Regions from separate parts of the Mus musculus genome. Here all the other regions are linked to region 1. Evidence: chromatin loops called from intact Hi-C (ENCODE). Cell type or tissue: left cerebral cortex. All regions are shown on one strand.

Region 1 (8,000 bases):
TAAATCAATCTCTTTGGCCCTCAAAATTCTATTTTTATATATAGAAAAAAATGTGTTAAAAAAAAAACTCATTCAAAAATGAGTCTCAGAATATAATGTAAGACCTAACCTAGCACTCTAAAATTGCTAGAGAGAAACCATCAAAGGGACAACACTTCAAGACAGTGCCACAGGCAAGGACTTATCATGGACCAGAGGTTACCCAAGCTGCTTCTGGGATTCCCTAGTCCCGTCCTCCCATCTCACCGTGGAACACGGGATTAGATGCCCACTACCTAGTCTGGCTTTACATTGGTTCTGGAATTCAATTTAAGTTCTCAAGGTTTACAAAGCAAACACTTAGCCCATTGAACTATCAAGCCTTTTTGAAACAGGATCTGTCTTGGTGCTTTGATAAAATAAATGCAATGACAAGAGCAAGTCAAGGAAAAAAGGGCTAAGTTGGATTGCCCCAAGGTGAAGGACCTACCTGTTTCTGCTAGGACTGTAAGTGTGTACCTGTGTTCTGGAGATCAAAGTCTATAGTTTTTTGATTGTGTAACAAGCATTTTAAAGGCTGTCCTATCTTCCTAGATCCCCTCTATCCCCTTTTCTGAGACTCATATAGCATTTGCTGGCCTGGAAAACATCTAACATGCTTGCTCTGACTTATCAAATTCTGTGATTATAGACAGGTGCCAGCAGGTCTGAAATACATGATAGAGGTCTTTTTAAGGGCAACAGTTAAGTCCCATTTGTAGGAAAACAGAATTGGAAATAATCATATTAAGTACAGTTATGTTACATTCACACAAATATTACATTTCTCTTTCAAATAACATCTAGATTACAGAGGTGCATATGTTCATATATGAGATGTGAGAGGAGAAGAGGAATCACTGAGGAAGATAACTGGCAAAGAGTGTAGATGGCAGATTAAGAAAGGGCACATTGTGGGGCACTAGATGGCTCGGTGTCACACAAGGGCAACTGCTGCCAAGCCTGATGATGGAGTTTGATTCTTAGAACCCACAAAGGAAAGAGAATGAATGGTAAGACTTAATGTCAAGATTTTAAAAATAATATAAACTACGTAATTACTTATGGCTACTAAGCGATTATACTGAGTAGCACAGTTCTAAAGACCAAAAGAAACCCTTAATTACAACCCACCTTGCCTATTCTTTTTTGTAGTGCAAGAATGATATAGTACACTTGATAGCCCTCTCCAAGTTTGTATTTTATATTGCAATCAAGGGTACCACTAGTCACACCATGTCTCCAACCTTGATTCTGCTTCTCCCTCCTAAGTGCTGGTGCAGGATTATAGGAAGGCAACCATGTAGGGTTGAATTCTATTTTTAAATTATTATTTATTTTTATTTCACGTGCATGGGTATTTGTCTGCTTATGCATGTCCTGGAGGCCAGAAGCAGCTTAGGATCCACTGCAACTGGAGTTATAGATGATTTTAAGCCATCACATGGGTGCTGGGAATTGAACCTGGGTCTTATGGAAGAGCAGTCACTGTTTTTTCCCACCTCTGAACTCTTTTATTTCTTTTTTCTTCCAGAAAACATGGTTTATGTAGCCCTGGCTGTCCTGGAACTCCCTCTGTAGGTAGACCAGGCTGCCCTTGAACTCAGAGATCCACCTGCCTCCCCATCCTGAGTGTTCTGATTAAATAAAGGTACTCACCACTACGCCCAGTGAATTCTCTGTTCTTAATTCATATATAGAGCAGATACTTTAACAATTCTAACAACTCAACAGAGATGGTCAATTTATATACAAATCAAGATAATGTAAGGTTATACATACCTCTTGGATAAAAGAGGTGAATAATATGATGGTATGTTGCAAGTGAGGGTTCTCAAATTACCAGGTAGATGAAGGGGGGAAAAAAAAACCAGTAAAAACACAGCTAACCAAAATAAAGCTGAAACACAATGTTACTATTTCTATTCCTCTGAAGATAGTTTTAGCTCATCTCATAAGCAGATGAGATCACCGTAAAGACAGCAATACTTTGTCATATTCATACAATCAGTGAGAAGAGCAAAGCACCATGAAGTCAATTAATGCCCACCTAATCTCCAAGTAATTACTGAAGTATCTACAGCATGTTAGCACATAATTTGGGTTAGAGCATCTAATCATGCTAGAAAAATGTCATGGAATTTAAAGCTGGCTAACAAAGCAATCAGTTTCCATCAAAATCAAGAGAGCTACAGAAAAAATGTCTCTCAAATGTTAAAGTAACCTTGTATTTCCTGTAGAGAACACCAAGTATAAGGCAAGCCCATTGCTGCAGACAGTGTCCACTTGGTATCCATGGGGATATAGACCAAGAATCCCACTGATGCCTGGCTACTATATGCTGATATGGTGACATATTTGCATATAACCCACACATACCCTAATGTGTACTTCAAAACATTTCTAGACCACCAGTAATATCTGATATGCCATAAAATCTAGGCAAATACTTCTTGTATTATTTAGGATTGAATGACCAAAAACTGTTTACAATTATTTTTTCCTGCCATTCTTATCTGGGGTTGAATTCTAAGATAGATCCAACAGATACAAAGGGCCAACAGCACCTGAAGTTACAGATGCAGTAAGAAAACCCTAACAGAATGATTTGACGTTAAGGATGAAGACACTTCCTGCTTTTGTGGCTGAGCCCAGCGGCCACCTATTCACTTCATCTTCAGTGTGGATTCCTTACCTATTCCAATATGTTTCATTTCACGTAGTATCTGTAAGGCTGGTATCCTTCCAAGTGAGTAACACTTCCGGAGACCTTTCAATATTGTATTAAAAGTCTGCAGATTTGGTTTCACTTTCTGTGCAACCATATGTTTCAGTAGATCCTGGGTGAATCCAAAACAGGAAACATTTTTTAATCTAAGGTAATTTGCCAAAACTGTTGAGAAAAGTTTATTCTGTGGCTACATGTAAAACAAATTAACAACCATACTCCCAATTAAAAACTATATGCTTTAATAAGTAAACAGCCCAGTCCACACCTTTAATCCAGCACCTAAGAGTCAGAAACAAAAGATCTCTGTGAGTTCAAAGCAAGTGTGGCTCATATAGCAAGTTCCAGGCAAGTAAGGGCTGCACAGTGAGGTCTTTTCTTAAAGAAAATCAGAAAACCCCCAAACCGTGACTAAGCACTGCCTTGCACGGGCAGCATTCCCACCCTCTAGGAAAGCCTAACACTGTCAGGGGGCCAAGGAGCCTCTTTCTCTCCATCCTATCATCCATGCAAGAAGTCATGGTGTCTATCTGCAATCTTCCACCTAACTGAGATAAAACAAACAAAATAAAATAACCTAAGAACTATGGGACTAAAACGTTCTACTTTTAACTTCTGCCCAAAATCCTTTCTCGTGTTTTCCCTTTGTCATCTCTGGCCAGAATTTTAATGCATATGATACCTTTGTAACCTACAACAAGAACAATTACAGTGAACTGTTGCAGCTCTTCCTGAATTCTTGCTGTATATGGTGACTGATGATCAGTGCTTTCTTCCCTCCTGGTAGATAGGCTCTGAGGAGCTGCTCCACAGAAATGCTAAGTTAACCTTTACTAGTAAGGTAGCTGAAGGTAAAGAAGCTGCTTGCTTACCAGTATATCATTCCATTTTTCCTCAAATTTCTCATTGAGTATGAATGTTTTTGCTTCAATCAATGCATTAAAGGTATATACATCAGCTGTAAGGGAAAAGTAACAAAACGTGAGGCTGAAAATTCACCTCATAAAAGCTGAAAATGAGATAATGGTCAGTCTTGGTGTCTTAGCTAACCTCAGTAAGGCCTTAGAACTAGTTCTCCACTCCCGTTTTAATTATGAGCACAAGACAAACAAAAACACCCTCCCAAGCCCCAAAACAACTAGAGCAAAATCCAAAGACCTCACTGAATCTTAGTAAGAGCAGCAGTTCCCCATCTGTGTGGGCCATGACCTCTGGGTTCACATATCAGGTATTACATTACAATCCAAAACAGTAGCAAAATTGCAGATATGAAGTAGCAATGAAAATACTTTTATGGATTGGAGGTCAGCACAACATGAGGAATGTTATTAAAGGGTTGCAGCCATCAGGAAGGTGGAGAACCACTGCGTTAGAGGAAGACAGAGGTGTGAGGGCCTTAAACTCACCACTAAGTCTGTTATTTAATAACTCTGTGTACACGTTCAGTGCCTGTGCATAAGCTCGGTGCTGGAGAGGAAAAAGCGAACATCATCAAAGTCTCCCCAACTGGGAAGGTGAGCACACAACACAGAAGACGCCTACTCTTGGGAAGCTGGCATCCCAGTGAAGCGGGTTTCTTCCAGGAGGCACTGGCAATGCCTAGAGACAGTTTCAGTTGTCACAACTGAGAATGAGGCAGAAACAAGTCACTCACATCTAATGGGTAGAACTGGGGAAGACAGTACACCTGGACACCTTCCACACACACCGGAAAGCTCCCTACAAGCTCTGCTCTAACATGTCAGTCTCAGTGTGGGAGCTCGGCTCAGTCCCTAAGACAGCCTGGTGCTCAACCAAAAGCACTGGCGTTCTCATTCCCATAGGAACTCCAAAAAACCCAACACCCGCTCACTCACATAATAAACCTAAACACAGACAGATGCATGAATACATGCATGAAATTTAAAAACTCACAAAACTTAATGAAGTTTACTGTTCATCCCTATTCAAAAGTCTGAAATGCTACTAAATTCAAAAATTTTTGAGGACTGACACAAAGACAAAATCAGGATCTCATTTAACAGGTTGTAGACAACACAGGCTGACAAAGATATTACGTAAAATGACCACTAAGTATTGTAGTGTATGCCCAGGATCCCAATTATTCTGGGAAGTCTTGTTGAGTCTGAGGGCAGGACAGACAATTTCAGAGATGTGTCTGAAAAGGGAAAAAGAATTTTTTTTTCCAGGTATTGTGGAATACCTGTAATGAGGCTGGGACATTTTCAGGAGTTTAAGCCTTGTATGCTCATCCATCCAGTTAAGGTTACACAGAGACCCTGTCTCAAAAAATATAATTTTTTCATGTTATGCTTATTGAAAAATGTATGAAGCAAATAGGTATCTTGCTTAAAACTGACCCCCAAAATATCACATTCTGCATATATTCGTGATCCCAGGCATTTTCTAGCCCTTTTAGCATAGGGGTGGAACAGAACAAACTCAATGATACAAATAAACTTCAAGATACAAATAAACAAAGAAAGGTACCTTCACCATCCCTCGGATCATCGTGCAGTAGGAGCGTGCATTCTTCTCTGGCATTAAAGCGAAGATCCTCTCAGCATTGTTTTGTGCTCTAGAAACAGCAGAGGAAAGATCAACTGGAGGCACAGAGAAAACTAGTGCTGAGTGCCACCACTTTCTGGAAATGTTTTGGGCAATGTACATATCACCTCAAAATTGGTTAAAGATCCTAAGCTGTCATAGATGTCAGGGCCATGATCAGGAATGACAAGAAATCTGCCCCATCCAAAATAAAATTCCACAAGGTAACCTTGATCCTGAGTCTTGACATATTCTAGCATGAGCAGTTTTGCCTCTCTACTAGAGGGTAAGAAAATGGTACCTACCTTGTATAAATGTATCTGTATGCTGAAGACCCCATGATACTAGCTAAGATCTTACTACAAAGTCCATGTGTGTGCATCTGTTTGAGTGTGTGCTAGTGCCCATGGAGGTCACATCTCCCTGAGCTGGAATTACATACAAGATGCTGGGAACAGAACTTGGAACCTCTGTGAGAATAGGAAATTCTCTTAACTACTGAGCCATCTCTCTAAACTAGAATTTCTAGAATTAATGGTAGCCTTTCTTTTCTATATATCCAATCAAATCAAATCTTTAAGAATTAGGGATCTACATCTCAAGGTAGCATTACTAATTAAACTATACACAGATGAAAAACAACACAAAGTACAACCAGGCCAAACCCTAAATGGATTTCTGTATGCTGGCAGGAGGTAACAATCTTATAAAACATAATAGTCTAAGCCACAAGTGATGCAGCACACTTCTTATACCAGTCCCTGGCAGGAATGGTCCATGTTTGAGGTTGGCCTGGGCTATATAAGTGGAATCTTAAAGAAGCAACTGAGAAACCAGGTATAGTGGCACACACTATTAATCCCAGCACTCAGGAGACACAAGGATCTCTGTGAGTTTGTTGCAAGCCTCTTCTACATAGTGAGCTCCAGGAAAACCAAAACTACAGAGTCTCTGTCTCATGAAACAAAACAAAAAAGGCAAAAGGTATAAAATATAATATACAAAGACAGATTATGGAATAAATCTGTAAAATGAACAAAAAAGTTTCTATTTTAGAACATTTTATGGGATCGCAACTCTAGAGGACAATGTAGCATATTTTTCATGTACTGTAAAATTCCTATAACACAAGATTTTCATGTTTAACATACTTCCAAGGACCAGACTCCATCTTGGATGTTTGATTATTTTCCTCTGCAGCTTCTTCCTAGAACAGATGAAATAAAAGGTAAGACAATGCTTGCTTGCAAGCTACTTAAACAAAAAAGGAAATTTAAAAAACTTAAATATCAGATCATCAAAAGGCAAAGGAAAGCCCCCCAAATGTTCACACCTACAGTGAATTCCTTTAGTGTGAAAATTAGTGCACACTGAGAAAGTCAAATTTGTTACCTTTGTTTTATCTCCAGATAATCACTCATTTAAAATCTGATCAAGCTGGCCTCAAATTCAGAGAACTGCTTTCTGCCTCTCTGCTGGGATTAAAGGTGTGCTAGCACACTCAGCTATGAGTAGCTAGGCCTAATAAGGAGCCTACAAGGCAGCTACTTGGGAGGCCAAGGCATGTGGAATTTAATTTAAGGCTAGTCCAAGCAACATCTTTGTTTCAAAAACCAAACCAACCAGCCAAACAAAAGAACAGGGTTGGGCATGGTGATGTACACCTTTAATCCCAGCACTTGGATGGCAGAGGCAGGCAAATCTCATGAGTCTTAAGTCAGCCTGGTCTACAGAGTAAATGCCAGGACAGCCAGGGCACAGAGAAACCTTGTTTCATAAAACAAAACAAGCAACAACAACAAAAAAATTCCAAAACAAAAAACCAACCACAAAAGTGGGGGAAGAAGACACAGTTTCACAATTCGGTCCTTGCCTACTATATGGAGGGCCTAGGCTCATCTCCCCCCTAAATGTGTGGAACATAAGCACACTGAAGTTCTACTGAGCTATAAAGTTGACAATTATGTCATTTCTAAGAAAACCAGTGGAACTAGAGATTATAGATTAAAAATATCAGACGTTGCTTGCTTTTTCTCATCTGTACAATCTCCTAAAACATATACGTCATAAAGACAACGTACAAAGGGATAAATTGGGAATATGAAAAAGACCACTGGGGCAAGGAGGGGGTAAAGGTGGAGGGAGTATGATAAAAATGCATTACATACAAGTATGAAACTGTCGTAACAAAACATACTATTTTGTATAGTGCACATTGATTAGAAGTGACTGGAAAACAAGTTCATGTGTCCCTATCATGTTTACAGAAGGCCACCTCAGTATAAAATCTTTTAGTACTATGACACGACACAGAACCCTAACCCACTGAGAAAATATTATTTTAGAAACAAAAAAGCCAAGTTTTTAATTTTGTTTACCAAGTTTTCCAAATGTTCAGTTTGTTGAAAAGGATAGTCAGCTGGGGGCTCTTGGTCACCATAGTAACACAATAAATCCAAAAGACTATTAGTTGTTTCAAGAGAGACTGTGGTTCCTGTGGTTGGGAGAAAACAAACAAGCAAACAAATGTTCAAACACCCAAAGCCTCCTGAATGAAGCTTTTCTATTGATGGTGGCTTATTTCCACTACCATGTTACCAATTAGTACATAATGAATGATTGTTTTCTGCTGATTCTGTCACCCTCCCCCACCCCACCCCCCATGGCTGGTTTTGTGTATCAAGTTGACACAAGCTGGAGTTATCAC
Region 2 (8,000 bases), 270 kb before region 1:
ACACTTCTATGTAAGCTGATCCATTCTCGAGAACAAGTAGCATGCAGCCAACTGGCCTTTACTCACTTCTATAACAGACTGTCAACAATTCCACCAACGTCAAATTCTCACGGCTATAATTCTACCTACTTTTACACAGCCTCTAACAACACAGAATTACCAGGCAAGATCCTCTGTGAGTATAACCATAAGAAGCACTACAATCATTTTCTGTTTATAGTCCTTTAATATTTCTTTCCTAAAAGATTTATTATCCATTTCTTCTAGAATAAGGATCTCTAACCAGCTCAGACCCTCCTATACCGAGAAGTACACAGTACTATACTATACATGGTCACCTGACCATATAATTTGAGCTTTATAAACTAGAATTGGTGTGCTCCAAGGCGCAAACATCCACATTTTTCAGTTCAGTTACTGTATTGGATCTTCCCCTACTTATTCAGCCCAAACATCTAGTCTTCCACCAAGCCAAATTAATGCTATGCTTTTAGGTTACTGCCTCACTTCACAACCTCTTACAGTAGCTAATTCCATCAACCTAACCAGTGCCCATGTTCTACTATTACTGACTCCCAAGTCACATCACACACTCAAGACTAACCTAAGGAACCCCCCCTTCCACCTCTCAAGGTGCTTCCTTTCTCTCCCCAGGCCTCTGGTCCTCCAGGTACCCAGCACATAGTAAACACACCAGCTTTCTGGTTTCATACATGGGATATTTGAAATTAAATGAAGACACATAATATTAATTTCTAATTAGTTTCTACTATGACCTCTTCATTCTTCCCAGAACTATCTGAGTCTCCACTAAAGAGGTTCAAGCCTAGACATTTGCAAGGAAGAGAAAGGTTTTCATCACCTTGATTTAGGAACCTTTAGATGAAGTATCAAAATTCTTGTCTGAACAGACAAAAGGTGCAGGAAAGGCCATAGACTCCCAAATTAGCACATCCCGGTGCTGTAGTCTACTCTGCCTTTGATCCAGAACCCTACCTAGATCTTTCCTTGACTTTATTCTCCATGCCTTAATAGCCTAATATTTAAGGGCCTCTCTTAAGTCCTATAAGCAGTCTGCTTGGTATCATTCTAGTCAATTTAGAATTCTAACCTAGAATACAATAATGTGGGAAATTATTCACTTAACACACATGCATTTGAATCCCTAAACTGTAAAATTTATTTGTCCTGTAACAGGTCCTAATGACAAAATGAGAAACAGCCCCAAAGAATATTTCAGAAGAGAAGTAAATAAAACATCTGAACTTACATGGCATCCATAAAAGCCAGTTTTTTGAGCCAAAAATTAATCAGCCATTTATTCAGAAAAGGTAATACATCTGTATGCTTAGTCACAAATGAGCAATGCAAGTCATCACAAACTAAGGGTCCCATTTCAACAACCTTCTCACAATCCTAAGGCTCTTCCCTTCCTCTCACACCAGACAAATTTTCAATTTAACTGCACAACTCAATGACTTTCAGAACCAATTCTAATAGTAAAATTGTCATATACTGCAAATTTTAACCAAATAACTAAAAAAATGAAACTTTTAGACACCCAAAATAGTGAACCCAAAACTTATATTATCTCCATCTGCTTGAGTATAGAAATTATGGCCAAGATCTGGAACTTGTAACAGCAGCAGACAAGACAACACAGAAGAACAGAACAAACTGCTCCATCACTATTAAAGACTAACATGCAATATTAAAGTTAAACAATGCTTCACACGGTGACAAAAATAAATCAGTTACCTCAGAACAAGATTTTGCTTGTTTAGAAACCGAACTTCCGTTATTCTCAGAAGACTTGCGTTTTACAGCTCCAGTTCTTGTAGAATTACCTATAATATAGAATAGTGAATACACAGGCTTCCTTCTTTCACTTAATGTGAGAACGAAAAAGAGAAGAAAGGTTTAATCAGTGTGTCTTACCACATGTCACAAAGTTGTCATGTACAACTTCAACATGAATCAGTGCTGGGTCGACAATTTTCAGTGCTGGAATCTTAAAAAAAGAAGACAAAGATACTGGAAGAAATGTAAATGTTGAGAACAATAGTTGGAAATTAACGCAACATGTCAATAGGATACCACACAAATAACTTCATTTTACAACAACTGTAATGTCTTTTGTTTCTAACTTTAACATTTTATAAAAGGAGGGTTTAGCATGAAGAACACAGCTGTTTTGCACAGTACCCTACCCTGTAGGATGACATCAGTTATCACTGCTTTTACCTCCTCACAGTTGACTTGAAGAGTTTTGGATGATGGGTTTCCATGTACAACAGTTGCTGAAAACCACTGAGTAGATGGGTCCAAGCTATAAATTTTTACTTCTGAACCAACAAGGTTCTTGTCACCTTAAAAAAAAAAAAGAGAAAAGAATTCCATTCTCTCTCCTAGGTGTGGTAATATATTTACATTACCATATTCTATGGAACCAAGAAGTACTAAACAATTCATCAAAAGTGAACTCACTATCCTTTGAAGTTTTAAAATAATCTAACGCAGGAATCTACCAGAAAACTGCTAAGGGGTGAAAAGCTAAGGTTAAAAAAAAGAAACTAAAGCAAAAGCTTACAGCTATGAAGATGACTGAGAAACTAGTAACAGTAAAAAGAAAAAAGAGATTACCACATAATAGCTTCTTTTTATTTTATTTTTTAATAATTTTTTGAGACAGGGTTCTCTGTGTAGCCAGGCTGACCGCAAACTCAGAGATCCTCCTGCCTCTGCCTCCCAAGTGCTGAGATTAAAGGCATGAGACACCATTGTCTAGCTCCCAAATATATCAACTTCATATGACAAAAATTCCAAATACAGCAAGTCTATGCCAAAATATAGCTGGGTTTTGTTAATGCTACCTCTGAACTCTCAAAATCACAGGAGCTTTAGCCTAAAAAAAAAGGATCTGTTGGTCACATAGTACCATATAGAAAGAAGCAGCAAACAGAATTTAAAAAGATTTTAGATTGAAAAAGAAATTTCCAATTACCAACATCAAAAAGAAAATGTTTCCTTCAAAAAAAAAAAATGTTTCTTTCAATAGAAAGTAAGTGAAAAGTCTAAATCCTCGCTTCTTATAGGCCTGTCACTGGCTAACTCATGAACTGTCAACAGCAGATTATTTACATACCTTGTAAAAGATGGCTTTCATCCAAATGTTTTACAATCAAAGCTTGAAATTCCTTACTGACTGTCTGATTATCAGTAAGGGAAAGCCGAAGACTGTTAACATCCTGTAAAATCAAAGAACAAAAGAGTTGTTTATGAAGGTTAAGAGTTGAATGTTTCAAATTGGTTCAATCAGATTAAACAGTATTTTCTAACTATTTGACTGTACCTAACAAACTACTGCAACTCCAGTGAACTGAATAGGTCAAACAATTACAAGTATTTAACAGAATGAAGTTAAATCACCCAAGTTAGGAACATAAATGAACTATGAGAAGCAGGCTGGAAAGATGGCTAGGGGTTAAAAGCACTTGCTGCTCTGCTAGAGTACCTAAGTCTGGTTGCCAGAGGCGGTGTCAGGCGCCTGTCAGCTCCAGCTGCAGGCGTTCCAATGCCTTCTTCTAGCCTCCAAGGGCACTCACACCACAACTGGCACACACTCACACACTAATAAAAATTTGTTTTCAAAAAATATACTAGGAGTCGACATGACGTAATTTTGGTTATGAGAATAATATACAAATCAAACTAATCAATCCAAATTTAAAAATACTCTATATCCCAAACCCTTTGGATGGGAAAACCCAGAAAATACACAAGGCACGTACATACTGTTAGTTCACTGAAATTGTTTTAAATTTCACACAAACTCATGAAATCTAACTAGTATTCTAAATGCACGTTTCCTGTTATAAAAAGTGGAGGGACAAACAGACAACCTGAATGAATAGCCTAAGACTCCAGAGTAAGCCTCTTCTGAGACACTCTGTTCTTGGCAGTCGCTCCATTCTTGGCCTTATTCCACAGTTCCCTGGTTTTGCGTGCAAACCCAGTTATGATAAATTTATACAGAAACTGTCAATAGGAGTAACCTGCCAAACCCAACTTCTAACAGGACAAAGGAAAAAAAGAAACCTGCTAAACACAGAGTCCCCGAGTAGCAGACCTTCAGGCTATTTACTATGACTTGGTAGCCAAGAATGGGTCACTCATTTCTCCCACTGTAAACAACTAGTCACAGAGTAAGGGGCCATGCTAGAAAAAAAACCTACATTTCTTTGGCCAAGTTAACATCAGATAAAATCTAGAGGCTCCATATCTGCTCATTCAATCCCTAATGAACATTCAGATGTGGGTGTATACTACTTAATGCATTTATTGCTATTACAGTTCAATCTCCAATTCCTACTCCCAAAGATAGCTGCCCAGGGCTCTCCAATGAGGCAGACTAACTCTAGTTCACCCAGAAGTTTGTTGTTGTTGTTGTTGTTGTTGTTGTTTCTTTGTTTGACTTCTTTTTTAAGTGAAGTGTTTCAGAAAGCATTATAAAACCACTCAAACATGAACAGGAAGAGGCAAAAATGCAGATTTCAGTTAGTGGTAAGTTTCATGAGTCAAATGACTAGCACCCACCAAACACTGGGTTTCACAAATCCTGAAGGCAAGAAAGTCACGTAACATCAAGAGAAACATTGGGTCAGTCAAGTACTGGATCTCAGACACAGTCTACGATACCACAATGAAAAATTTAAAAACAGGTACAAATAAGAACAAGGTCCATAAAGAGGGACAAGAATACTAATTTGTAGGCAAGTATTTAAGTTCTCATTGAACAAGATGTCTGAGACCCATAAGGTCTAGAAATCCATTATTTAGAGGTTCAGTTGGATCTTCAAAGCATCTTCTGCACGACCCAACAGGGCAGAGAAACAAGTCTCATTCTTCTTAGAAACAAAGCATCAGAGAGCTAACTAGTGGTGGGGTACGTAATAGGTTATACCCAGAAGTTTTTTAGGGCCCAACAAATATGCCAGCTGGTTTAGAAACCCTTTCTTATTCACAGATTATCATATTCAATGTGAAGGCAAACCAAGAGTTTCAATTTCAACTTCTGCATATGTCCAAGGATTTTTCAGGTGCAACCTATATTACTTTAGAGCAAGCAGATAAATCATATATCCTCCACCATAGAATTTTACAGAATGATGCCATAAAGAAATGAACTTTGACCATTCTTTAGGAAAAAGTAACATACATATTATAGCTCCTTCAATAAATTATGCTGACAGCCACAGTGCATTTTTCCCAAGAACTAATAAAAATTTCAACCTCTATTTTTCAGTCTTAAGAAACAAAACTAAGAAGTCTTTCACTGAAAAGCTAGGATACATGAAGATATAAATTCTAAAAGCAACGCCCAGAAATAAAAACTACTCTTATTACCAATCACCTACGAGAAAGATCCAAGAGCTTTATTGTAAAAAAGATCTGAGTTCTTTCTGCAAACTGATTGGACATGCACTGTGACTACCCTTGATGGTAAGAACTGACTACCAAATTGCTAAGATCTTTGAATTAGGGAACATGGAACAACTGCTCTAAGGAGAAATACAGGGCTTTTATGAACCTCTGGTCACATTTTCATCAACTGATCAATAGGCAATAATTTTATCTTATATGTTTATCGGTTCAAAGACAGATATCTTCCTTGGTATATACTGATCCATTAACCTTGAGCATCATGGCTAAACCAAACTTAGTAAACTAATGTATATTTCCTTCTTCAATACTTTCCTGCACCAGACAGCATTGTAACATTTAAGGACACTTAAAATAATGAAATTACATAAACACACACACACAAAGTGGGGGTGGGGGGGGACAAAAAGAAGGAAAGAAAGAAGCAAAGGATGAAAATGGAGTGGGAAAGAAACAGCATTTCTAAGCTGCACAATCAAATTTCTTTATATTATCAAAGCTGAAGTAAAAATGCAGAAGACTATCTCTGTGTGTGACTTCAGCTGAGACTGGCATTAGGAAGCTGAAATCTACTGCTCTGTGCAGGACTCCACATAGGGCCATGAATGGTAACAGCAACTGGGGTTTATAGCTACATTTGAGCAAATAGGCAAAGCACTCATGAATGAAGACTGCATATAGCATACCTATATAAACAGTAACTTTGAAAAATCACTTTCATATCACCTACTTTTTTCCACACCACACAACACATCATCAATGTGATACCGTTATCTTTTTAATTCTGAAGAGAGAGCACAAACTCACAGGCTATCTAACAGATGCTATACAACAACTTTGTTAAATTTCTTCCCTACAAGGCATATGCACAAGGGCAATGAATAAGAGCATTTGACTTCTCACATTAAAAGAACTTCTATTTGTACGTTAAATACCATTCCAATAGTTTACCTGTATAGGTTTCAAAAGGTCTTTGGAAACAAATACACTTTGTTGATCTCCAAGAAACCGAACAGAAGTTATGGCTCCCAAGCCAGCTTTGTCTAGAAGAGATTTGTACATCTGAAAACAAAAACAAACAAATAAATAATAGAACAAAAACCTGTTATGTCATTCTAACTACACTGACATCATTCTGGAAGCAGGAACTGACAACTTTCCACACATAAAGAAGTAACAAAGCCATTAAGTTTTTATTTACTACAAGGATTTCCTAACATTTATGCTGCCACCAGATTACAACATTTATTTAAACCCAGTAATTTAAACCAGATGTACATTTGGAAGTTATTAACACACAGGTCTACAGATTCATGATTTCCCAAAAACTCATGTGGGAAAGAAGTATATACATGTTTTTCTGAGAGACAGGGTATGTTTTCAGAAAATTCTTAGCTGTAAAAATAGAAAGGGTGGAACAACCACAGCCCTATATTGTTCAAACACCTATAGTAGCTTTTCACTAGGAAACAAAATCTGAACTTTTGCTAGCATCCTGCGCAATCTGGCAGCTTTCCATCTGCTTCCCAGCGTCTCCAAGCACTCTATACCAGACTCTTCCTCCTTCAAGCTCCAGCTTGTGTCCCATGCAATCTGTCTGGGCTGTCCTCTCCAGATCCATATATCACTTTTGCTCCATAATTACAATGTAGGCAACGTGAAATCCTCTATGGGTTTAGTCTTTAAAGCTACAACATATTCTGAGCTCCCTCTTCCCACTCCCGCCTTCCTCATATCCTCTTTCTTCATTAATGCCCACTGAGTCCAGTCAGTGCTGCCTGTCAAATGCACTTGCCACACTTTTTAAAACGTCAGCAGCAAACCTCAATTTTCTTCAAATGCCGACCACCGAGCCAAAGCAAAGATCTGTGTGACCTGTCTTGCTACTTTCTACCTCCATCCTGATTTCTTAAAAGGTCCTAAAAAGTCATGGGACCTGCCTAGTCATAGAGCTCCAACCAGGGTAGGCAGAAGGTCCCGAGTGCTCCCCTAGCTCTTCCACACTGCTAGACATATTACACTACTGTTTCAAAGGGACATTATATCGCCTTTGTTTCACCCCAAGTGGATTAAATATTCTCTATTTGTCAGTTCAATGAAACACAAGTTTTACTCACTATTGCAGGCCACTGAATAACTTGCTCAGGAACTTCAGGTGATTTTCGTTCTGCCAAAACCAGGTTATGCTCTACTAAAAATGCTTTTCTCTGAAGGCTGTAGACATCTATCCATCTTCTCTTTCTCCAAGACTCCCCATCAAACTCCACACACACCTAAACACAACAAAGCAAACTCAATTATGAATGCTGAGGTTGTATGCTTCCATTACCCTACTTGAATGTATGATGTTTCTACCAGGTATGCCTCCATTTCAAAGCCTACAATATTTAAGATAAATAATCAGAAAGGGATCAAGCCTTAGCTCTCAGACTACTTTGAGATGCAAAGTCCAGAGCATTTAGGGTCAGTGCCCTCAAGATGACCTCTGAAAGCCCAGAATGCAAAGAACCCTCAACAGAAGGGTTTTACATATGCTAATTAGAGTATGAACTTGAAGA
Region 3 (8,000 bases), 280 kb before region 1:
CCATCAGAATACAGGGTCAGAGGTGTGTGCAACAAACTGATCACCTGAGACACAGTGCTATATAATAATTCTAATGCATACGGTACAGAAATCCAAAATATTTGCAGAAGATGGATACTCCTTCTTATACTTTGGTGAAGATTCAAAACAGCTTATACAATACACCAATTAAGTGTGCCCAAACAAACTTCCTGACCAAAACATTAAAATTACCTGGGTATTTTTCTATGAAAACTATCTGAAAAGTTTGTACTTTTAATATGTTTTTTGCTATATATATAAAAAGGAGTTGGGGGTTTAGCTTAGTATATATAAAGAGGGCTGGGGATTTAGCTCAGTATATAAATACATATACAGAGGTCTGGGGATTTAAATTAGTTTGTAGAATGCTTAGGTTTAGCATGCACTAGATTCTCTTCTCAGCACCTTATTAAGTCAAGTGTGGTTTCACATGCCTGGAAATCCCAGTACTCTGGAACCAGAGATAGAAAGACTGGGAGTTTGAGGTCATCCTTGGCTATACACAGTTTGAGGCTAGCCTGGGGTGTATGAGGAAAAGCGTAAAAGAATAAGATACAGAATAAGATACAGAAAAGTCTACATTATCAAACACAAAAAATATAATTTCTATATTCTAGATGTCCTGTTGAGAAGAAAAAGTATGCAGAGACCAGACTACCTTAGTCTTTCCTAACAAATGCCTTACCTCCTGAAGTGGAAAAAGCGACAAAACACAGGAGAGTCCTTCTGCTGGTCCTTATCCTTGCGCAGGCTGTCTAGTCGACACTCCCGACACTTGGGCAGCTGTGCCACGATGTTAACACAGGAGTCATCCTGAACAAAGGCCTCTCCGCTCTGCTGCAGCTTCCTGACTTTATCTGGGTCTGTCAAAACTGACTTCCGGGCTGGGGCTAGGAAAGTAAGAAAGTGGAAATAAAATTTTCACATCTCTGAATAGAACATCAATATTTGGCTTAATTCTAGGAAAGTAAGAGTCAACATTCCCAAAGTAAAGACACTTCTATTTTTGGTTCAGCTAAAATTTCTGAAAAATAGTCCAAGAAAAGATAATCAAAGCAACAACTAGCAAAGTTCTGATCTTTGTAAACAAAGAAACAAACAACAAAAATGTGGCCAACCAAACCACCAAATTCAACAGCCAGATTTACAACTACAGGCTAGTTGAAAGCAACCTGCCAGGAGACCTCCTCTAAATCAAACTCAGTACAGTCACTGCAGGGTTCGGTTACGCCCACAGGCCTGCCTCTGCAAAAGACAGCTCTGTTGATCCATCTGCATGCTCAAAAAACTAGTTAAAATATTTTTCATAAAACAACCTTATCAAAAGCTATTCAAAATAAGAACCTAATTGTTTTCCTCCTAGTCCACAAAGTAAAAGCTATTTTATAAATGCCTTCCCGAGGGATCACCTGCCTTACCCTTGGTGCATGTGCAACCTCCTTTTATAGGATTAAGAGCACTGGTTAAAAACAAAACCCTAGCCGGGCGTGGTGGCACACGCCTTTAATCCCAGCACTTGGGAGGCAGAGGCAGGCGGATTTCTGAGTTTGAGGCCAGCCTGGTTCACAAAGTGAGTTCCAGGACAGCCAGGGCTATACAGAGAAACCCTGTCTCAAAAAACAAACAAAAAAACAAAAAAACAAAACCCTAAGTAAACTCAGGTTCTATGTTGTGTCAATGGTAATTGGCATAAGAATTATAAAAGGGAATGTTAATGTAGTTTCTAAAGGAAAAGGTAGAACTGTCACAGCAACAAAGAGAATCAGTTACTGTGGTCACCCAAATAACGCAGGAGAACATCCATACCCCAAGAGACTTCGGAAGTGTCTCACAGAAAAAGACCTTCCCTAGGGGTCCAGAAGGAGTTGGGGTATATGAGTTCTTAGACAAAAATAAACTCAAAACAAAAGCACACTATAAAGTGCTAAACAATGCTGTCAGTCCTCACTCCAATGAACATTTATATTATGAGTGAAAGAGAGCAAAAGAGGGAAAAATTGTAGTATGTAACAGTTTAACTAATATTTATACTAATTAAAACACAGGTGTCTTTAAGATTAAAAACATGATAGTTCATCGAGATAACTTTCTTAACTATATACAAAATATCTAATTACAAGCCTGATGCTACAACTACAACTAAGCTGCTAGCTCTTTAGAAATCTTCCTATCTGTGTCATTCTATGGAGTCAGTCTTTCTCTTAAGTTCCTTCAAACCTGAGAGGCCTCCTTAGCTCTTTCCTAGCAGACTGCTTCACCTTGTGCCCCGACCAATGGCTGTTTCTTACCAGGAGCTCCTTCCATGATGTTCTTCCAGTCCCCCCAAAACATAGAGGGAGAGCCAAGGCCAGAAAGATCTCAAAGGTCCAACTGTTACAAAAGAAGTCTCTAGCTCCTCCCCTACACCCTTGGCAGGCTGGACTGAGTCACCTTTATGGTGGGGTGGGGGGTGGGTGAGAGAGGGGGCTCTAAGCCAAGGCAGTAGGGGCCAAACCATTTCACCTATAAGGAGGGGCAGCTCCAGGCCATCCAGCAAATTTTTGCCTCCAGTCATAAAGACCAGAACTCTCCCTAAGTTCCCCCAAGCAATTTGCCTTAAAATAGGCAGGAAATTTCCATTCTTTAGCATTCTTTTCTATGAAGACTTTTAGAGGCACACCCAAATTGCTTCTCTCTGGGACACACCCAACTGTATCAGACTAACTAAGCTTTTTATATTTTACAATTAGGTTTTCTACATACAATAATCAAATATCCTGTAACACAAAAAAATAGAAGCAGTGATACAATTTTAATTACTCAGATACTGAAAGACACCATCTTTTTAGAGTTGGCCAGGTATCCACATATTATATATAGGTGGGTGAAATCCAAAGCTTATTTTATTTGACCTGGCTTAAAAGGACAGGTCATTACATTAAACTGTCCAAATGGAGCTTAATAAGGACAGCAATCTCTTAGGTAGAGAGAAGAGAAAAAGCGCCAAAGCACATTTCTGGGTTTTTTTTTTTTTTTTTTGTCTTTTTTGTTTTGGTTTTTAGAGACAGCCCTGGCTGTCTTGGAACTCACTCTGTAGACCAGGCTGGCTTCGAACTCAGAAATCCACCTGCCTCTGCCTCCCAAGTGCCGGGATTAAAGGCGTGCGCCACCACTGCCCGGTGCCAAAGCACATTTCTGAGGTGCCAAACTGAACACAAAGACAGGTACTTGATTGTAGGTGGCTTTTGCCTTTGCAGCCCCTAAGCAAAGCAAGGGAACAGAATCCTTTTCCAGAGTCTTTCTGTTTCCACAGGTAACTGCAGTGGGCACAACGCAGCGATCCTAGTTGGCTGCTGACCCCATTCTAGTCCAGATAAGTAAGGGGCAGCTGCACTGCAGAGATAAAGCTCAACTCCGCAGCCTACTCAGGTACCTGCCACGTGTTTACTCAACTAGGATTTTCACTGCCTCTTCACAGAAACTAAAATGACTTGCTTCAAAAACGAGCTGTGAGGACTGATGACTCAAAAAGCATAAATAGAACAGATACGTGGTTATGAATATTCACTTTCTCTTGGGAATTACATAACTCCTAAGAAACTATGTATTTTACGTAATTAACTTTATGCAAACTAACTGCTCTATCTAACCTGAACCTCAAGAATGACAAAGCTGGGTTGGAAGAATCCCTAGGCAAAGGATTTCTCTATTTTAACCAACACTAGACAAAAAAGATTCACCAGTCAACCTAACCATTCTGCCTTCTGCTGTCAGAAGCCTCTCACATTAGTGTGGGTCTGGTTGTGCTGTCATGCATCTCAGCACACCTAGAGCTCAAAGGACAACAAGGGAATCAGTCTCCCACCAACATGTGGCTTCTGGGTCATCAGGCTTGGCAGCAGACATCTTTACCCAACTGAGCCACCTCGCTGACACTGTAGTTGTTTTGCTTTTTTCTGAATGGAGTTTGTTGTTCATTTCAAGGGTTTAAATAACTTTATAAAATCCACACTGACGTTTTTAAGTAGTAACAAGTCAGGTGTCAAAGGTTACCTTCCTGTAAGAGCTCTGGACCTTCTGACGTGCTGCGGTCCTTTTGATCTTCTAATCATAGTAGCAGCACTTCTGATTACGATGCCCTTATTAGAATGGACATCTACTGACAGTATACGGTGAATAATCCTTACCCAAAATGCTTATGACTAGTGCTGGCAATTTGCTGGCTTGGGGCTTGACTACTGCATATACTTAATTGAGATGGCTTGGGATGGGACCCAAGACCAAACACAATTCACATGTTTCTTAGTGTGCCTACACGGCTAGTACAACTCTACCACTTGAAGTCAGAGTCCACTTTTCCACTTGGGGTATCTTGTTGGTGGCTCAAACAGTTTCTGAATTTAAAACAGTTATGAACTTTTGGATTAGGAAAGTTCAACTTGGAAGTAGGAACCATGGTGTACCATCTTCTCTGCACTAAGAGCACTTAGGTTGAAAACTGAGTACGCCAAGGCCTAACCTTACAAACTGCTCAGTGTTGAACACAGGGGGTAGGGATGACACAACATAACGACATATACTTGAACTACCTGTGTGAGAGCACAGGTACAAAGACAGCAACAATATGAAGACAAAGAAATCACCAAAAAAAAGATTTAACCCATTTTAAGTCAGAGTATGGAGTCCCTGCAGCATTAAAATGTTAATAAAAATGTATACCAGCCCGCAGGGGGAAATTTCTAGTCATTCTCATATTTTTATCACAGGGAAGAAACATATCATTTACCAATTGAGATGTGAAACACTTACGAGTCTGGGTTTTATTACTGCTTCTTGTACAACAGCTTTCATTATCTACTTTTACTGAAGTTTCCTTTAAATTCTGTGACTGGGAACCTAAATGTGAAGGTTCGACCTTCTTTTCTGCACAACTATTAAGGCTAGTGACACCTGCTTTCACTTCTGGCTTATCTGAAAGGTCATCGGATGTGGAAGCTGCATGTTCTAGATGCTTCTGCAGTTCAGGAGTGGTGGCAATGTCCAGTTCTGCCTTAGAGGAAGTCTTTGCAGGCAAGCACTCCTTTGGAAGGCCAGTGACTGGCTGTGGAGCAGACTCCAGTCTGCTCTCCTGATCAGTGTTTGTTTTAGGCTGGATACAGCTACCTTTGGGCTCACTCAGAATTTTCAAGTCTCCAGCTCCAACCTGAGAAGATTTTGAAGAAAGTAATCCTTCTTTGCAGACATCTGGTTTTGTTCTCGGTACTTCAGGTTTTGTGTTTAGACAGGAAGAAAGTTCTTCTGGTAAGTTCTGCTTATGACATCTGAAAAACAGTAGGAAAAGTAGCATCTAGATCTCTCTTATTTCTTATCACCCTAAAAACGGTACAGGTTGTTGGTATGGCAATCAGCCAGAAAAAAGAAAATTGTTGTGATAGAAAATTTTGGAAAGGTTTCTGTGAGCTGGGGTTGAGAAAAGTATCTTACACACTCAGAAAAATGCAATCCTACACGTTCCCTGCATGCTCAGGACCCCTGCTTCTTACTGCATAATGAACAGTGCCTTTTGCTCAAACATTATCATATGGAACCAGGACATATATACAGCAGCTAGAAAATTCAGTTATTTTTAATGTATCAAATTAAAAGTCTACACAAGGCCAATTATTTAATGTCTTCTTTTTCTACTTCAGAAAAAAAGTTTCTTATATAACAAAACCAAAAATTATTTAAATTTGAAAGAGAAAACTAGTATTCTTGCTTACCAATACTTGAAAACTCAATCTCATGGCAGGCACATATATCAACATAAAGCTTTAAGTATATATCAGAAATATTATGTATATGAGAAATAGAAATCTCCTCAAATATGAAACATAAATTTAACATTACAAACCACAGGCAGCATAAAACACTTGTTCTGCTATTAATAACAAGCCACCATGAGTGGCCAGGACCCAAAACAAATAAGACAAACTAATTACTTGCTTATACGTGGGAAGTTATTATTTCCTCTACTGCTTTAAAAATATTTTTATTTATTCTTTGAAAATTCAATATTTATACAGTGTATTATTTTTATTAGATTTATTCTTTTTTATGTTTTGTCTGAATGCATGCATGTACACCTCACCACCTGTGTGCCTGGTACCCTTGGATTCCCCTGGAACTGGAGTTATAGATGATTCTGAACCACCATGTGGGTGCTGGGAATTGAGCCCAGATCTTCTTAGTGCTCTTAGACCCTGTGCCATCTCTCTAGTCCCCTCCCACTACTTATTAGGGAATTCATACTAGAGTTCTCTGCCTAGCCAAACACAATTTCTATAATATTTCTATAATATTTCTTTTGCCACTGCTGTTGTTTCTAATCCAGAATTTCATCCTAGAAAAATATTTCTCATTTATACTTTTAAATTAAAACTCTGTTTGGATATCACTAAATTTCCTACTGTTTAACCCTTCAAGCATACATATGCATGTGAGTACATGCATGCGTGTCTTTGTGTGTGTGTGTGTTTGTGTGTGTGTGTGTGTGTGTGTGTGTGTAGACTTGTGCACAAGGCAACCAACACTGGGCAGTGTCTCCAAGATCTATACCAGGCTGCCACCCACTTTTTTCCTAGTTAATTAATGTTCTCTGTCCCACACTATTTTACAGCTGTCTTCCAAACTGACTTTTCTACATTAAAGTCACTGACCCATATCTTCAAGTCTGTATCAACTGCCAAGTACAGGCTACCACTCCCTCCCTCACAAGAGAGCCTTCCCTCAGTCTACTTTAAAATTCCAAGCTGCACACTGTATTCTTCACCTGTGACCTGACAGGCAAGCTTGGCTCCATATATCTATGCTCAGCTCTCCTCCATAACCACATTTTGACTATCACTGTGATTCAATGCATGTTAGGCTAACTCTCACTGTAACCACACCGCCCTCTCCTTCACACCCTCACTGATCAAAGTCTTCTACGTACAACCAATTCATTCCCTTTTCCTCCATGTTTGGGTGCCTCTAATACTTGAAGGCCCCTGGTCAATCCGTCCCAAGGAGCTCCCATGAAAACACCCCAGGAATATCAGAGACAGAAACAATGATTTACTTCTATGACTGAATACTTTGAACAAAGCACTACTCACCCTTGAGGAAGTTTTGCTCCAATGTTAGGTGGAGAATTGGCTGCCTGGGGAGTATTTTGCTGTCTTGGGTCCTTGCTAGATGGAGTTGCTGCAGTACAGCCAAGCAGGATCTCCTTAAACACTGTTGTGGGAACAGACTGTACAGGACACATACTGGGAGAGGCCTAAAAGATACCAAACCAACAGACATTAAATACAAAGCCCCTAGTGGGGAATTATCATATGTTAATGAAATAAAGGTAATTTCCTTTGTTTAATACTAAGTAAGCACAATACCATTGCCAAATAAAGACCAGCAGAATAAACAAGTAATAAATTGAATACCAAGGAGACTTATGTGATATCTATAAATAGAGCACCCTGGTTTTCAAAAAACTTAAGTAATCCTGTAAGGTTACAAGCTGATCTTTTTCAGAACTCTATTACTGTATAAGAAAGAAATGTGGCAATTGCTTTATTAATGTAATGCATAGAGGTGAACTTTTAGGTGACAGCTTCAATGATAGCTGTTTCACATGCAATCATCTGGACATGACTTGAGTGCCCACCACGCACTTACTGCGTAGATTGGCAGGAGACCAGACCACTTAGGACTCTTGTAGGCAGTGGAACCTACTGGGTACCACGATAAGCCTTGGCAATGCAATAAAGATTGAGGACACGATTCTTGTTCTTATGTGGCTCATCACAAAGGTCACCCCAAGCTGGAAAAAATATTAAGTCATGACTGGCCTATGGGAAAAAGCTAGGATATTTTCCCCCTTCCCTTTCCATATAATTTTACCTTTGTAAAAGTAAAAATATTGGATCCACATATTTATATTAGCTATAGAAACAAAATTTTCTACTATAAGAAAATAACAA
Region 4 (8,000 bases), 300 kb before region 1:
TCTGAGTGCTTTGTCTGTCTGGGAAAGATAGAAATAAATGGTACCACAGTGAATGGAGCTCAGGTTGCAAGCAAGTGGAAGCAGCTCTGTGGGTCCTCTGCAACAAGTGCTTTCTGTCCCCATCTACTTGGAGAAGTCTTAGAAATTACTCTCTATCATGGATATGACATTGACTTGGGGGTTAGAAGGTGGTTAGGCTGTTCTCAGCAAACTGGGGCTACAGGTACTTCCATGCCCAGGTTTTTGCTTGTGCTGGGAATCTGATCTCAGATCAAGTACTTTAGACTCAGCTGTCTCCCCCAAAGTTTAGGTTGTTACATTTTAGAAATATATCCTTATTGGTTTAGATAGGTTTGCTCAATCTAATGGCATGTGTTAAAATACTGGAAAATTGCCGAGCTATGGTGGCGCACACCTTTAATCCCAGCACTCGGGAGGCAGAGGCAGGCAAATTTCTGAGTTTGAGGCCAGCCTGGTCTACAGAGTGAGTTCCAGGACAGCCAGGGCTACACAGAGAAACCCTGTCTCGAAAAACCAAACCAAACCAAACCAAACCAAAAACAAGAAAAAACAAAACTGGAAAATTAGCATCCTTTTTGTTTCCTAATATTCAATGTAAAGTCCCGTCCGTCCCGTCCCCCCCCCCCCGTGATGTAATTCATAGAACTTTATTCTTGTATACTTCATTATTTTAACTGATATGGGACATGTGTGACTTTTATGTGAAATAGTCAGAGGACAACTGTATGGGGCTTTCTCTCCTCCTCTAATCCCATTAGAGGAAAAACACTTAAGTAACCAGAGCCCTCTTGCTGCCTCTCACATTGAATTTCTAACTGTAACCATCCTGCTTCATTTTAAGTTGCATGCAGATTTTTTCTAAACATGGCCATTCTGACAATTTCTTTGACACATTTCTTACATTCTTCTTTGAACACACTAGAGATTCCAGAGTAAGAACTAGATCAGTTCATAATCTAACTTCAGGTATATATGAGGATGTGAAAGTTCTTGCTGGCTCTTGCCTTTTGTCATTAAGGTAAGTTCAACTCTGGGTAACAGTTCTTGTAATTCTGTATGAGAACCTTTGACAGCAGGCTTGAAGGTGGCTTCCCTACGCTGCTGTTCTGACATAGCTGATTTCTAAGCAATAGTGTAGCTTCTAGATCCAAATCTACAAAGGAGCTTTTAAGAAATATTCACCAACTGTTTCGATAGACTTAGAAATGTATTATTACTTGGAAGGTTAACACCTACACTCTAGGCCTTGTCTGCTTAGCACTAATGAACAAATTCCTTCTGCAGCCCAGGAGAGGGACCACAAGGTAGCCTTCTTTACCAATGCTGTCCCTTCACAGAGATGAGGACTTTAGGTGCAGCTGTCCTAACCCTAGCAGTTAACAGTCACTATTTGGGTTTTGGTTAGTTCCCATTTTCAAACTGGTGATGGCTCTTAACAAAAGCAGGACAGATCAGCGCTGTATTAGTCACTAAGAAATGATTATCTAATTCAATAGTTTAGCCCTTTTATTTTCGAGAGAGTAAACAAAGAATAAAGGACAAAGAACAGCGACAAAATATTATAGGAATATTTTAATGCAAAATGCTTACCACTTAAAATTAGCAAAGCTTCATTTAAATTAAAATTCCATTAACTAAAGATGGTTAACCCCAAGAATTATACAGTAGTTATTTCTGCTATATAATGCCAGTCCTATGCAATATATATTTAGAACTGCACCATTAGCTGTCACTTCCTCCATTGCTCTTCTGGACCCTAGTGGGTGGGGGAGGGTGCTCTGAAGGACATAAAATAAAATCCAACGAAACTTCGCAGTGATCCCTAATAGTTAAAAATCCACTTGAATGAGCTGTCCAGACGAACAGCTGGGGAGTAACTGCAAGGATTGTTTCAGAGCCAGCAGGGTCTTCAGCTTGGTAGAAGATCTAGGTGAAGTCACAGTATAAGGATGCGTGGTCTGTAAATAGTTACTACATATACACACTTAGTGTCTGTAAACACTAGAAATATACATTAGAGACAGTACCCTCCCAAGTCAGGTGTACTTTAAAAAAGAAGATGAGGTAACAGGAAATCTCAAAGTCCACAGGAATCCTGCCTGAAGAGTTTGATCAGCTGCCAATAATTCATCTCCATTGTGCAGAGAAGAGTTAAGGTTTGCCCAAACTGGATTCACTGGCTTTCAGCATAGCAACTGCATCTTTCACTGCATGGTAGATAACATTTTTCACCTAAAGCAACAGAAGAAAAAAAATTACTTGTTTCATTAAAACCTAAAATCTCTCACCAAGAATAATTTCACCACATACACAAACTTCTCTTAGAACTTAAATTAATGCTCAACATGTAATTTGAGGGCCTCTGGCTCCTGGAGACCAGTATGCCATACCTACACCATCCTTCTCTGAAGAACTTACAATCAGTTTTGGCCAAGGATGAGTATACAGTGTTTTATCAGACTTGTAGTTTTCAAACCTGAAGCAATATGCATTAATTCACTGTTGATTTAGTTTAAATTGTGATGTTGCTGTATAGCTCGGGGTGGCCTTCAAACCCTCCTCAGACTCTGGATTAGTGAAGCTGGGATTGCAATGTGAGCTGCCACACACACATATTCACACCACTACTCGAAGTCTCTGAACAACAGCCCCATCTGATCCCAATGTTCAGTTCTTCCAATCCTGCTCAACCACAAGTAGCAAAAGCACTGCAGTACAAAGTCCTGTGTTCCAGAACACTGGCTGTGGCTAAGCCAGGGATAAGGACTTTCAGTGCCTAAGCAATGACCAGGGTGAGGCTTTCTCTGGCCTTGTAGCTTTATCACTCACGCGCATGGTAGGACTAGGTAGAAAGCTATCCCAACGGTGACATGGCCAGATAGGCTGACTCTCTAAGGTCACTACTGAATCATGAGCCATAGGCAGCAAATGCCTGGACCTGGTGCTATTTTTACCTGCAATTTATCTTCATGGTTGGTATGAGTCTGTGACAAGTAACGGAATTCCTGAGTAAGCCAGAAGCAGTGTTTAACATGCTCTGGAGACACAAAGTCTTCAGCCACTTTGATACAGCTGTATAAGTTATGAACCTGGAAGACATCAAGCCACGTCTGTAAGAAGTCCACAAGATCACAGCAGAAAGGCAATAAACAGGAATTAGTAACAGGTTCTGACCTGATGTGGCGCTCCTGCTGGGATAAACACCACATCCCCAAGAAACTGTACAATAGCCCAGCCTTGCACGCCGTACTCTTGATAGAGGCGCTTTCTCAGCGATCGGTCTAAATACCAGCTCTGATCGTGGATAGGGTCATGGTCTGCAGGGTTGTCTTGACCCTGCTCCTCTGATACCTACAATACAGTAAAAATAGCATGCAACTTAGCAAATGTCAAACCCAGTAAGAGTGTTTTCCCTTCCCAAAATACAAGTAGTCAATAAACATCAGGCCGTCTTCAAGTTATGCGTTCCCACTGGTAGAAATAGTGTTCAAGCTCACTAACAGAATGCAATCAAGAGAAACACAGAACCGTGCTTCCTGCTATCACTTCCTACAGTCTGTACTCTCTTGGACAATATTTAGGTCCTCCTCTTTTTAAATGTAAACAGATTCCTCATGAACCAACTTGTCTTGCATTTACTGTCTGACTTATGAAACAGTCCCAAAGATTTCTACATTCAGTGTCTGGAAAACCATACTACAAAAAAAAAGTGACATCATTAAGGGAATATGGTGACCAGAAGTCAAATAGTCTGATTTTTAGCAACTGGATATTAAAGAACCTACCTGGTGTCAGGACCACAAATGGGCTAGGAATGTTCCTATGACTCAGGTATGACTTCAGAGTATTAGTCACAAATCCCTGGTTTGTAATCAGCAGCCTCAACACTGAACAAGTTTCAGGAGAGACAGCTCTATCTTTCCAGAGCTGGGAACTTCCACATAACTTCTGCAACTACAGTGAAACTGAGTTCTCCCGGCTCCTGCTAGTCCTTTAAATGACAATCACTTAAGGTGAGTCTCTCACCAAATGAGAACAAAACCAATTGAGACTTTAGCAATTTATTCAGAACATGAGACCTTGGGGCCAAGGACTGATTCATGAACTAGTGAAATGCTCCTATTTTCAAGGCAGTATTAACAACAACAAAAGGTATAATATGATGATCAGGCAAACTCAAGGCAGCAAAAATCTCCAAGTGCATTAAAACTGAAAATAAACACAGAAGACGAGGCCGCCCCTTTTTTAGAATCCTTGTTTCTTAGCAACTACTGACAGCCCATCCAATTGATACGGATTTGCACTGTATGGGAATTTATAGTATTGCTATTCTTATGCTTCCCCCCACATGACACAAGATTAGCAACTCACCTTTTTAAGGAATTCTCTTATCTTCTCTGTGTCTTTAGCAGCATATATGTGCCAAAGGGCTCCTGGCTTCTCTTTTCCTTCAATAAATCTCTTGATTGTGAGTTCATCAGAATCTCCATCTTGGATGGTTCTAAGGACTTCTAGATAAGAGAAAAAGCAAGTGTGAACAGTGTATCCTGGCTTAGACAGTAAGCCCAGCTTCAATATTCAGATCCTACCTTCTTCTTGTTCACACTGTCCTTTGGGAATTCCCACATAAACCATGACATTGGCTGCATCAGATACATCTAAGTGAAGATTTGTGGTCCCATATTTCCGATCCTCTGGAGTGATCAATCCTTAAAAATGAATGAAAGAAAGAAAAAAACCTGAGTATACCAGGATGCTTAGAACTAAGAATACAAGAAATCAGAGTGGTAAAATGACCTGCAGGCAGGAGGGAACACTGCCCACTGCACCGAATTCTCTTCCGTGTTCATAGTGTGTCCACAGGAGGAGGCTCACCTTGCTCTGTGGCCACTCTTGACACCAGCACTCTCCCTCTTGTACTGGGTAGGAAACGAAGCACAGCAACCTCAGAAAGGGGGCTGTACTGTTTGGAGAAAGGTTTCACTTCTAGCTTGCTTGGTGGATGCTATTTGAGAGGGGCTAAAACTAAGGGATGGTAGTTTCCATTTGTGTCACCTAGGACCCTAAAACCTAGCTCTACTTTGCTTTGTTTCCAATGTGCTGAAATAACAGCCCTACAAATAGGTAAAGCCTTGGGCATTTGGTTCAAATAATGAAATTTGAGATGTGCTTTAAAATGGTAAAAGAACATATAAAGGGAAGACAATGGAATAGACAATCATAATAAAAGAGCTGACAGTGGTTTACACTGGATGGTGAGCATAAGAGCACCTGTACTAGACATAGCAGCTTTCAATGAATTTAAAAGGTATTTATCTGGTGGAAAAAAAAGTACAAAATGCAAGTACAAAAAGGAATTAACATGTCAAAACCAAGGTGAATGAAACAAGTTACATACGGCCACATGAAAGCGTATCTGAAAAGTCAGTCTACTTAAAACATAAAAGCAGACTATTAACAAAAAATACTTTAAATCTTTTTTTTTTTAGTGTTTTGGGTCTGTGTTGAGTGTATGTCACATGTGTACATATACTCGGGAGTCAGGGGTTATGAGACCCTCTAGAGCTGAAGTTATTAGCGTAAGAGCTGCTGATCAGGGTGCTGTGAACTGACCCAGGTTCTCTGGAAGAGCAGCAATACTCTTAATCACTGAACCACCTCTCCAGCCCCCAATGATGTATTGATAAAATCATAAATATAAGAGACTGGGAGTAAAGCTCCAAAGAAGAGTGCCCAAAGAGTAACTGGGACAGCAGGCTGTTGTGGCTGCACAACACTGTGAAATGGAGCGTTACAACAAAAGAAGGATAAACTGACTCTTAACACAGCCTACCCATACTGGCATGGGTTATTATGCTAAAACAACCAGACTCTAAACTCTTGAGGAAGCATCAACTCAGATAGAACCAAGATTATATACAACAACCCCCACCCCAAATCATAAGGAAAGCTTTTACAAGCACTGCCATATATTGGTGTCTAGGACACACAGCTCTACCTCTGGCTAAAATACTTAAACCAAGCCAGAAACTGATCTCAAAACCTTCTCAGATATTCATTTCTTCTATAGCATCATAACTTCTGCAAAACACACACACACACACACACACACACACACACAATAACATTAGTGGGAAACAATAGCAAAACTGACCTAGATATCCACCTAGACTGAAATGACCACACATTATGAAGTTCTATTAATTATAGGCGTAGAAAACAAAACTATAAAATTGTAACCTGCCTTAAAACTGCAATTATGAAAACACACACACATGTGACCAAGAAATAGAGAAATGTGCAAGAACGAAAGCAGTGTCCAGCCGCTTTCTATCTAATCATTTTTCCAAACATCTTGTTTTATTTCCACTATGTTTTATTTCCTTCTTACCATAAGCATTGTACATCTTGGGGCCCAGGTCTGGCCGTACAAAGTAGTTTGGCAGTCTGGAAGCCAGGTTCAGTTTGCCATCTCGCCTGGTGTACTCAGGCAGTGGAATGTTGGCCATCAGATCATCAAACCTAGAACAAGAAACCCAATAATTTGCAAAGCAAGCTTCCTTTCTACTTTAGTATACTAGGACATTTGTACCTTCTATACAAAAAAGACCAAATCTGAGACAGAGATGGCTAGCCTTGATATTTAGAACTACACAGGTATGCTCAAATGATCTGGAATGTTTCAGGTTATAGAGCTGAAAAGTATCTCATGAGAGGAACTAGACTCTGGGATGACACATTACTCTGGGTGTGTCTGATCCCAGGACTGTCTGAAAACCAGCCTGAGAGTCTTCAGGGTAGGGCACGTCCACATTAAATGTGCAGACCATTCCTACCTAGATCTAAAGTCACTATTTTCTCCATCTCATTAGAAATGTACCTATCTCCTAAAGGTGTGCATACAATATAAAAACATCAGAACCAGTAAAACCATGAAGCTGTCTTATACTTCCTTAAAAACTACTTTCCTGCTATCTGAGAAACTTGGCATTCCCCAAGTGAAGGATGGAGTTCGCTCAATCTGTATCTGAAAGCATACCTGGAAGGCATCATGTCTCTGAAGTCTTCTCCTGGCGGCCAGTCCTTAAGTTTCAACACCATTGGTTCTTTTTCTTTGTCGTTTTTCAAACGGTCTGGAGAGATTAACCAGAATAAAGGAATTGTTATTCATAATTCAGAAACAAAAAAGGATAAGTTAGTTAATATCTTAATATTGCAAATAAAGTATTTTATCTGAACCTTTTCTTGTTTTGTTTTGTTTTTCGGTTTTTTTGAGACAGGGTTTCTCTGTATAGCCCTGGCTGTCCTGGAACTCACTTTGTAGACCAGGCTGGCCTTGAACTCAGAAATCTGCCTGCCTCTCTGCCTTCCGCGTGCTGGGATTAAAGGCGTGCGCTACCACGCCTGGCTTATCTGAACCTTTTCAAAAATCAAAAAAATTCACTTGGCATACAAACACTACTTCACTATTTCTGCCAATTGCCAACTCTTATTTTTATGGCCACAAGAAATAAAGCTGTATCTTAGAGAAAGCAAAATAAAGACTGATCCTGTTTTTGAACACACAAAGCTTGTTGCTGGACTGACTTTGCCTTCCTCGTAGTTTTGTGAAAGTATCAGCAGTCACTCACTGCCCACTGCCAGTGTCACTCACTGCCATCTCCCCTCAGCAACAAAACTCTCAGGGGCTCAAACTCAATGAAATGGAAAGGACTTGTTTTGCTCTGATAGAGGTTGAGAGCACCTCCTATTCTGTACAGGGACTAAGAAGGACCATCTGTGTCCTCTTCCCTATACCCCCACCTTCTGAACTCTACAGATCCGGATTACTCAGAACTATTCTTAGAAGAAATATACCACTTCAAAAGCATAAACTTTGTACAAACAAAACAAAAAAAAAAAAAGAGTTCCTCTTGAAGTCCTGAATCTTTACGCTCCTGCTATTCTTGTGTCCACTTTACACAGCTTTAACCCCCTTG

The links. A loop is a pair of places that touch in the nucleus more often than their neighbours do. Peaks named below come from ENCODE experiments on the same cell type or tissue, not always from the same donor. Only the 100,000 strongest peaks of a DNase experiment are listed, where the experiment ranks them.
Region 2: a loop joins it to region 1, with 2.3 times the contacts of the local background. A loop is called at or near these places in 7 of 42 quality-filtered maps.
Region 3: a loop joins it to region 1, with 2.6 times the contacts of the local background. A loop is called at or near these places in 15 of 42 quality-filtered maps.
Region 4: a loop joins it to region 1, with 2.3 times the contacts of the local background. A loop is called at or near these places in 14 of 42 quality-filtered maps.

What each region holds. Positions count from the first base shown.
Region 1 is chr6:71,890,669-71,898,668 of GRCm38, forward strand. It overlaps Ptcd3 (pentatricopeptide repeat domain 3), which reads right to left. Exons shown (of 24, transcript NM_027275.3): 8 at 7,672-7,787; 9 at 6,445-6,500; 10 at 5,237-5,324; 11 at 4,153-4,213; 12 at 3,619-3,704; 13 at 2,714-2,858; 14 at 1,801-1,851. Among named protein-coding and RNA genes, the nearest start is that of Snord94, 12 kb to the left of the region's middle. In left cerebral cortex, no CTCF peak of the experiment used is centred here; no DNase peak of the experiment used is centred here.
Region 2 is chr6:71,618,200-71,626,199 of GRCm38, forward strand. It overlaps Kdm3a (lysine (K)-specific demethylase 3A), which reads right to left. Exons shown (of 27, transcript NM_001038695.3): 4 at 7,560-7,715; 5 at 6,394-6,504; 6 at 3,146-3,248; 7 at 2,245-2,369; 8 at 1,939-2,011; 9 at 1,759-1,847. Among named protein-coding and RNA genes, the nearest start is that of Kdm3a, 11 kb to the right of the region's middle. In left cerebral cortex, no CTCF peak of the experiment used is centred here; a DNase peak (open chromatin) is centred at 3,981; H3K27ac peaks cover 829 bases.
Region 3 is chr6:71,606,696-71,614,695 of GRCm38, forward strand. Kdm3a (lysine (K)-specific demethylase 3A) reads right to left here. Exons shown (of 27, transcript NM_001038695.3): 10 at 7,137-7,300; 11 at 4,810-5,321; 12 at 707-911. Among named protein-coding and RNA genes, the nearest start is that of Kdm3a, 22 kb to the right of the region's middle. In left cerebral cortex, no CTCF peak of the experiment used is centred here; DNase peaks (open chromatin) are centred at 1,262 and 3,485; H3K27ac peaks cover 1,942 bases.
Region 4 is chr6:71,587,463-71,595,462 of GRCm38, forward strand. It overlaps Kdm3a (lysine (K)-specific demethylase 3A), which reads right to left. Exons shown (of 27, transcript NM_001038695.3): 21 at 7,061-7,154; 22 at 6,413-6,543; 23 at 4,611-4,730; 24 at 4,393-4,532; 25 at 3,196-3,372; 26 at 2,976-3,110; 27 at 1,508-2,253. The coding sequence ends at 2,173. Among named protein-coding and RNA genes, the nearest start is that of Kdm3a, 41 kb to the right of the region's middle. In left cerebral cortex, no CTCF peak of the experiment used is centred here; a DNase peak (open chromatin) is centred at 4,339.